Regions from separate parts of the Mus musculus genome. Here region 1 is linked to region 2. A link is a loop called in an ENCODE intact Hi-C map of the cell type or tissue named here. Cell type or tissue: heart. All regions are shown on one strand. Each heading gives the region's core, and the rest is flanking DNA. Links, peaks and the distances in the headings are about the cores only. Region 1 holds the start of Stx11 (syntaxin 11). Region 2 has its middle 7.7 kb from the start of Utrn.

Region 1 (4,384 bases), core at 112-4,111, 95 kb after region 2:
AAATAAATCAAAATATACTACTACTATTCTGGAACTTTCTATTTCAGAGCTTGGGTAGCAAAAATCATGGGAGTCAAGCCAGTCCTCAGATGGGGAGCAACTATTGTATCAACTGGTGAGTAGACAGCTGCTAATCACTCCTAAGTCACTCTGGTGTTTAAAAGAGTGCCCCCAACTGCCCAGGGATGATAACAGAGACTGGGTTTGCCTTTACACAGCTGCTAAGTAATGTGAAACATGGTTAATTCAAACACTTTAAAAGCCATGCCTTCCTAATGGGCTTTTAAATCATAGACATATGCTAATATGCTTTTTAAATCATGCATGTATTGAATGAAAACTAGGCTGCCAACCAAGACAAGCAGATGATGAGAACCCAGACCTTCCCTTGCTGTCCCAGCAGTGATCCAGGATACTCTGATCCCCCACACTGGGGCACCTTCTTTGGGTATAAATTTCCCATAGCATCCATCTCACGGTGTTGGATGTCCAGGAGAATCTGCTCAGCTGTGGCCCTGGCTGCCAGGATAGCATTGTGTCCATATTGCATGCATGGACCTGGATGAAAAGGCTGGAACAGACCAGAACCTTGCAACTGCTGTCTAAGGCTGACCTCAGCTCAGCCAGGATATGCAGTTATTCCTGTCTCTACTGAGCTCCTAGATAGGGAAGTCTATTTCTTAGAGCCTTTATCCAGCCTCAGGGAGACTCAGCATCTTAATGTCTGGCTCCAGCAACCATCTACTTTCTTCAAAAGCTTCTATATGTTTTTTTTTAAGGCACTAATTTGGTAAAAATAAACTTTCTGAAATATTTTAAATTTCAGAGTAACTTACAATCACTTCATTAAATGTCCAGTTTCTACCAACTAGTGAAAACAACAGCCAAATGGTTATTGGATAAAGAAATTAATTTTCTCTTCAGCTTCTGTGGGAAAGCACATGATTTTAAGGGTTTATCTCAGATCAGCCTAGTGACCCTAGCTGGCATGTTGTCCCATCAGGCGCTCTAGGAAACTGAAAACTTGAATAGTTACTTCCTAGGCCGCCTGCCCCAGTTTGACAGTACCAGACTGAATCTTCGGTCTTATTCAAAGTACAGGAATCCAACCTCACTTTTCAAAAGCGTATTAACAAAGCCTTGCAATTGTAGTAGACTTGTGACTCATTTGTGGATACCCGTGTAGAAACAACAGCTCCTCCCTCTGCTGAGAAATGGCTCTAATAAGTGTGAGAGTCACAGGAAGTAAAACGCAGGTCTCAGCTGATGTTCGCGGAGCCAAAGAAGCCAACAGAATTCCGTGGTGTGGTTCTCTAAGCAAAGCCATCAGATCGGTTTCCTAAAACAAACTACCCCAAATCCTCCGTGGGAGCTGTTTCAACGCGGTATCAGTGTTCCTGTATTTCCTGGCTCCTGAGTCATACTGTCAAGTTCAAGTGGAGAAGTGTCCATTCTGATGTGTTAGAGAAAGTGGCGACCGAACTGAATAAAACACCTCCATTAAATAAAAACAACAAAAATTCAAAACAGAAGTTGCCTCAGGAAGCTTCAGAGTCAGTCTACATTTCTGAAGCACTTCTGATAACGCATTATATTCTTAAACATAAAAAAAAAAAAAAAAAAAAAAAAAAAAAAAAAAAAAAAAAAAAAGCTCTCGGCTCTAGGTGAGAAACCCAAAGCCTCGTCCTGAAGGTACCTAGAGGCACAGAGGGAACCACACCCCAAACCCACCTGCAGCTGCGCAGCATCCCTGCCAGCGCGGTCCACCACTCCAGCCAACCCCGAACCTGGGTCCCCGATGTCGAAAGAGTTAGAGAGCTAAGCAGACTCGCGGGACAAAACGAACCGTGATCCTGCGGGGCGCTGATCCAGCGTCCGGACGCCGGGAGGACACCGCGGCGTGTCCCCGCGGCTCTGCCCCCTCCGCTTCTTGCTGGCCCGGGCTGCGCTTCTCAGCCGGGGTCCGAGCCCTGAGCCGCAGGGCCGCGTCTGGTGCTGCTGGCTCCGCCCCTGCCGCGCTGAGGCTGCACAGCTGGGGACCAGGGCCCCGCCCCGGGGACGCCCTCGGCTAGGCGCGCAGCTTCCCGTCCCGACTGGGGTCGCCACGCTGCGGGTTGCTGGGAACCTAAGCACGAGCCTTCTTCCCCTCCTGTGCACCCCGAGATGCTGCGGGCGACGGTGTGGACCACCCGGGAACTTGCTCTTTCTTCTTCCTTGCTCTGGGATGGAGAGATGGGCGGGGCGGGATCCATCGGACTTTCCGCGGGAAAACCCCTCAGCGCGGATGACTTTTGCAGTCCAGAGTAGTTCCGAAACTAGGGCACTAGAAACCGTTTCTGAGCGTGGGTGTGGCTGCGCCAGCGGGGACCCGCACGACTGCCTAACCCGAGGTTGTGGACCACGTAGACACTGAGCCCCGCCTTCCACTAGCCCCTTCCTGCCTGCTGTCAGTGGGACACCCACAGGAGTATTGCCACGACCTTGTCCTCGTTGCCTGGCACCCTACTGGGGGCTCAGAAACAGAAAAGGGGCATTCTGGCTAGGGGGTGGGAAACCGCTGGACAAACAAGGTAGAAGGCTAGCCATCAAGAAACAAAGAAAGTATGAGAGGAGGGGCTGGAGAGATGGCTCAGTGGTTAAGAGCGCTGACTGCTCTTCTAAAGGTCCTGAGTTCAAATCCCAGCAACCACATGGTGGCTCACAGTGGCTCACAACATCCATAATGAAATCTGACGCCCTTCTCTGGTGTATCTGAAAGACACAGCTACAGTGTACTTACATATAATAATAAATAATATTTAATAAATCTTAAAAAAAGAACACAGGAAGAAAGAAAGATGATATGCATTGATAGGAAGCCACCGCCAGAAGAATTTGAGGAACAAGGTGTTACGGTAACCCAAAGTTATCCATCTAATGTGAAATGACCGATGAATCGATCTACTAATGTAAGGCCAGGTAAGGCCAGAAAGACAAATCTCCGGGGCAGAGCAACTTCAGGCAACTTAAGCAGAAACTCCACTTTCATGGAAAAGAAGCTTGTCTCTGCACTCTAAGTGTGGGCCAGCCTGCTCCTCACCTCAACAGAGGACTGTATGGAAAGGAGACGGAAAGTAGTTTTTACCACACACAGAGCAGCCACACAGTTCACCCAATACACAAGGTCAGATACTTAAAGCCAGGTAAAGGTAACACTTTATCCTTGGGGCCTTTCTCCTCCATGCCCCAGCCTTCTGTTTTGTTTTGCTTTTCATTTGTTTTGTTTTGTTTTTTTGAGTCAGGGTTTCTCTGTGTAGTCCTGGCTGTCCTGGAACTCACTCTGTAGACCAGGCTGGCCTCGAACTCAGAGATCCACCTGCAAGTACTTGGATTAAAGGCGTACAGCACTGTCTCCCAGCTCACCGTAGTCTTATCATGAAGGAAATATCCAATGAAACCTAGCAACCCAACACCCTTAAACCTCCCTAGCTATGGGCCTGGGTGATAGCTCAGGGGATAATGCAGTTACCCTTTAGCTCGAGGAGCTAAGATTCCCCACAACCTACATAAAAATGTGCCTGCAGAGCCTTGGTGAGGCAGGAGACCAGCCAGGCTTAAATCATTGGGAAGTTCCCTGCCAGTAAGAGACCTAGTTTCAAAGGTGATAAATGATGTTATGACAGTGAGTAGAGGTTGCCTCTGGCTCAACAAGCACAAATCCACTTGCACTCCCCCACCCCCACCCGCAAAAATGCCTGACCAATATTACTCACAGCTGTTGAAAGGTCGTACAACAAACATTAGAAAGGAATCTTAAACTGCCACAGAAGATCCTGAGATGGCTGAGAGGCGGGATTAGGAATTAAACAAAAACAAAGGGTCTGGGAGATGACCCAGCACTCAATGCTCTTGCAGAGGACCTGAGTTTGGTTCACAGCACCAACATGGTCCTTACTAACTCCAGTTCCAGGTGATCCAATGCCTCTCCTAACCTCTGTTGGTGCCAGGCACACACATGATATGCACATGGTAGATGAAGGCAAAACATTCCCATATATAAAATAAAAGAAAGGAATCTTCGGAAATGAAAACAAAACATTAGGGGAATGTGCCTGGAACCTTAATAAGGAGGGAGGGAGGAGGCTGGCTTCTCAGCCAGGATGAATCTGTCCTCTTAATGTATGATGGTGATAGAAGGGGAACCTAGAACAGAAAATATGGGACAGCATCAGTTCGGCAACTTGTGTGTGTGTGTGTGTGTGTGTGTGTGTGTGTACAAGAGTGTGTGTGTGTGTGTGAATATAAAAGTGTTCTAAAATGGCTTTTAACTTGTGCTGGCATATGAACAAAGGCCTTAAGTATGATAGACTTTAGTTTGTTCACCAACCTACACCCTTCCCCTCCC
Region 2 (4,384 bases), core at 113-4,112:
CACTCACAAGTAACCAAAAGCTAGGAATGCTGGCGATAGTGAAGAGGGATGCCGAAGAACAAGTTTGCCCTTCTGCTTGTAAAGGAAACCGCTGAGTGCCAAGAACTGCCATTCACACTAAGAAGCGCTCCAGGGAAGGTTAATGCCACTGTGATTAATGCTGTTTACAGGCGCAATAAATTTTGAGTAAACACCCAAAGGAGAGTTAAAGCTATCTCGAAAGCCTCATAAACGCTGGTGAGGGGGTGGGGGGACTTCAGCAGGAATGGCCCATGCCCCTCACTGCCTTGTCCTCGGGACTGAACGACCCACAAGAGCTTCGAATTCCTCCAGCTCTGGCAGGCACTAGCGTTATCAGCAGGCTGCTTCTCCAGCGCCACCAGCAGCCAGCCCCCGAGGGTCCAGCCTGACTTCACAGGCCCAGGGCAAGTTCCAACGGGACGATGAGACTGCTGCCATGCCACCCTGGAGATCCCATCTCTCTTGGAATTCGTGCGCTCTGGCCGCGGCAGACCCTCCCACTTAAACGCATGGAGAGGCCACCTCTCCAGATCCTGGTGACCCAGGTGATCTGAAGGCTAGAAGAATAAAGGATGATACCTCAGTGACTCCAGAGAGTGGGGCCCGGAATTACACCCAGGATCTCCAATTTGGGGGTTTAAAAAAGGCGGGTCCCTGACTCTGAAGAGTCACACACGTTTTCTCCTCCCCTTGAAATAACCCTGGAACGCCACACGGTCGGAATCCAGGGACTTGAAAAGTCTCTTTGAACAATGTGCCTTCTAAAAGTTGCACAGCCTACAATTAGCCCTTTGTTGGTTTTGTAAGTGGCCTTGGGCAAGCAGAGCCTCAGACCCAGGCCAAAGAGGGGCATGAATTACCTTGTCAGTTGCAGTGAGGGATGCCAAGAGTCCGGAAAAGCAGGCGGCCGGGCGGGACTGCGCACCAATGAGGTACCCCTATCCCCTCTGTCTCTCCACAGCTGCAGGCTTGCCACCTCGCCACACTGGGGCCCCACCCTCAGGAACGGCAACCACAGAGAGGTCGAGCACGCCCCCAGCCTGGAGGCCGGCTAGGAAGCTCTCCCCAACCCTCCCACCGCACAACCGCCCTCCCCACCCTCTCCTCCCGGACACCGCCCGGGCCCCGCCTTCCCGGGACCGGAGGTGTGTGACAAGCTCTCAGAAGAGGCCACGTCCCCTCTTGGAGATCGCTAGTCCTGCTGCCCGGCTCGGGGCGGTAAACGGACAGGCGACAGACAGCCTCTCCTCTCAGGGAGAGACAAAACAACAGTACTAAACTAGACCTAGGAATCTGAGACCTTGGCGACCAGTACAGATTCCCACCTTCTCAACCCAGCTCTCTCCCGCCCAGGCAGGGGACGCTGAGCTTCCAGGGAAAGTGCAGAAGTTGGCTACAGCTACTTCGGGACCCGGGCGGTGGAACTGCAGAAAGGTCCCACCTCCTTTCAACCCCCGCCCCATTCCCTAGGGGACTGCGGTCACATTACCCAGACCGAAGCTTCAATAATGCATGGGCTTACCTGCTAGCCAAGTCCCAGAGGCCCCAAGGTTCCTCTGGGCGTGTTCGGGTGGTGGGGAGCTTGCCTTGGACGTTACAAGAATTTTTTTTAAGTGAAACGTGGAAAGCCCGACAAGATCCAAAGGGGGGTGGGGGGGGGGGAGATCCAAAATTGACACCCGATTGGAAACGCCCCCTGACTTGTGCAATCTTCCTGCCCGGTAGTTCCGCCAAAAACAAAACAGTCCAAACGCTAGCCTGGGGGCAGGCGCACGCAGGAGTTTTCCCTCTGCAGGAATGACCCGAAAGAAAAGGGGCGCCGCTCCCCGAGGTGGCCCGATCGGCTGAGGAGCCCAGGGCTCCTCCTCGGCCCTGGGCGGGAGAAATCCCGCGCCCGGCGCTGCCCGCTCCCCTCCTCGGGGGAAGGGCGACTCCACAACTTTGTGCGCGAGAGCTGCTCGCCGCTCCGGCTCCTCCTCCAGGTCCTCCTCCGGCTGCCGCCGGCCCCTTTGTTGGAGAGCGAGGGTGGGGCGCTGCTGGGTCCGCCCGCCACCCCGGGTAGGGGCTCGCGTCTCCCAGCACGAATCGCCCAGCCTCGGAGCCGTGGATCCCGCAGGTCGGACCCGCCGTCTCGCCGCTCGCGCGCCCCGGGGCCCCAGGCCGGGCAACTTTGTTCTCCCGGGGAGACCAGTCCCCCTCGGCTCCGGGTTCGGTCCTGCCCCGGCCTGGGAAGCCACCGCGGGCCGGGCTCCCAGAACGTGGCGCTTCGGGTCACCTGACCGCGCGCCCGGTCAATCAGCGCTAGCCCTAGGCGCCCTCCCAGCCCGCAGCAGCCGGCTCCGTGCGGTGCGCGGTGCGAGAATCCCGGAACCAGTCGTGCGTGCTGGAAGCCAGAAGCTGGAATAGTCACCGCGCGCACGCACCGTGCCCTTTATTCAAATTGTCCGAAAATGTGTGTCACACCCCTCTAGGCACACTAGGTCTCTTATCAACAGTACTTTTAATTTTTTTTATTATTATCTTACATAAATCTCAACCTTCTGGCCAATTCGCCCCATTTCAGTTTACTGAGGTTGTTGAGTTTGGGGTTCTAAATCCAGGGGTATATTTATTTTATGGAAATTTCTTTTGCATCATTTTAAATGCTGTCTAAACAATCCCAAGTGTCCTTATATGTTCATATACACAAATAGTGTTGGTGCTGACCTTTAAAATTTTTACCGTGTGTGTGTGTGTGTGTGTGTGTGTGTGTGTGTGTGTGTGTGTGTGTTGTGTGTATTTGGGGTGCTGGTGACAGTAGACACAAATATCATACCTATCTAAATTCTCTCTGTCTCAACTTTGTAGAGCCAGCTTTCACCTTACACCTTTCTGTGGGACCCAGGAATCAGACTCAGGTCTTCAGACTTTAGTATTCAGTAGGGGTCTTACCAGTGGCACCATCTGCCAAACCTTTATTTATCTAGTTATTTATTTATTTATTTTCTATTTTTCCAAGCAAACTTACATCTGTTTGCAGAACTTGTTGGGAGTTTACGGGCTTAGCCGAGACCTATCACGGACGTAATGAAGTTTGTGTTATGTATGCATTTTTATTATACATTTCATTCTAACGTGTTCCCATTACTGTTTTCCTGATAAAACTTGGAGAAGGAAATAAAAATAGCAACCAAAGTCGAAGCAGATTGATTACGGCTTATTGCTTCCTTAGTACTCAAGGGTTAATTTATGAGCCAGTAAAAATAATTCACTAGCCTTGTGTTAATTACCAGTTGAAAACCTCTGGAGTCTCTAAGTACTGTGGGCTGGGACTGAAGGAAGTCTTGGAAAAGACTTTTTTATAAAGTCTCTGACTTAACAACTTCACCTTGGAGGGCATTCTTCATACAAGCCAAATAGAACCTAAACACCAACTGGGAACTGATATGACTTGATCTCATTCACTTTCATTCCTTCCATTAACAAGCATCTATATAAGGCCTACTGAGGCAGATGATACATAGAAATCCAACATAGATCTTGCCCTTGAAGAACGTAGAATTCATTCAGGTGAGATAAGACATGTAAGCAAAAACATTGGAGATTCCTGCTATCAGATCAAACATGTTGTATAGATTACCATCTCTGTGACTGACAGGTAAGACTTCTGTTAGCTCTCGGTTTCATCCGATTCAGGCTGAGGCTGGCCTTTGCTTTTGGGCCTGAGGAGTAGCAGAAGCTGTGGTGGAGTGTGCACACCTCATGGCTGTCAGGAAGCAGAAAGCCATCCAGAAGGAGGTCCAGAAAAAGACCTGCCCTCCAAAGAGATGAGTCCACTAACTTACTGTCTCCAAGTAGGTCCGCCTCCATTGAATTATGCATTCACCAAGTGACTTAACCCATTTATTAAGTCAAAAACTTCATAAAACAATTACCTTTCAGCAACTGACTGAGTCTCCAACATAAGAAGTCTTCATGGATAGTCCATGATAGTCTTAGTTCCAAACTTGGTCTCTGTAACTCCTTTTATGGGTATTTTGTTCCCTATTCTAAGGAGGAACAAAGTATCCACCCATTGGTCTTACTTCTTGATTTTCTTGTGTTTTGCAAATTGTATCTTGGGTGTTCTATGTTTCTGGGCTAATATCCACTTTTCAGATACTACCCCACCCGGGGATCCATCCCATAATCAGCCACCAAACCCAGACACTATTGCATATGCCAGCAAAATTTTGATGAAGGGACCCTGGTATATCTGTCTCATATGAGGCTATGCCAGTGCCTGGCAAATACAGAAGTGGATGTTCACAGTCATCTATAAGATGGAACACAGGGCCCCCAATGGAGAAGCTAGAGAAAGCACCCAAGGAGCTGAAGGGGTCTG

The links. Hi-C counts contacts between places; a loop is a spot of excess contacts. Peaks named below come from ENCODE experiments on the same cell type or tissue, not always from the same donor. Only the 100,000 strongest peaks of a DNase experiment are listed, where the experiment ranks them.
Region 1: it touches region 2 in a loop (2.2-fold over the local background); 1 of 42 quality-filtered maps calls a loop at or near these places.

What each region holds. Positions count from the first base shown.
Region 1 is chr10:12,962,269-12,966,652 of GRCm38, forward strand. It overlaps Stx11 (syntaxin 11), which reads right to left and starts at 1,991. Exons shown (of 3, transcript NM_029075.1): 1 at 1,732-1,991. In heart, for the core only: no CTCF peak of the experiment used is centred there; a DNase peak (open chromatin) is centred at 2,243; H3K4me3 peaks cover 1,744 bases; H3K27ac peaks cover 948 bases.
Region 2 is chr10:12,867,212-12,871,595 of GRCm38, forward strand. It overlaps a transcript of Utrn not described here. Among named protein-coding and RNA genes, the nearest start is that of Utrn, 7.7 kb to the left of the region's middle. In heart, for the core only: a CTCF peak has its summit at 421; DNase peaks (open chromatin) are centred at 430, 1,090, 1,480 and 2,030; H3K4me3 peaks cover 2,663 bases; H3K27ac peaks cover 2,765 bases.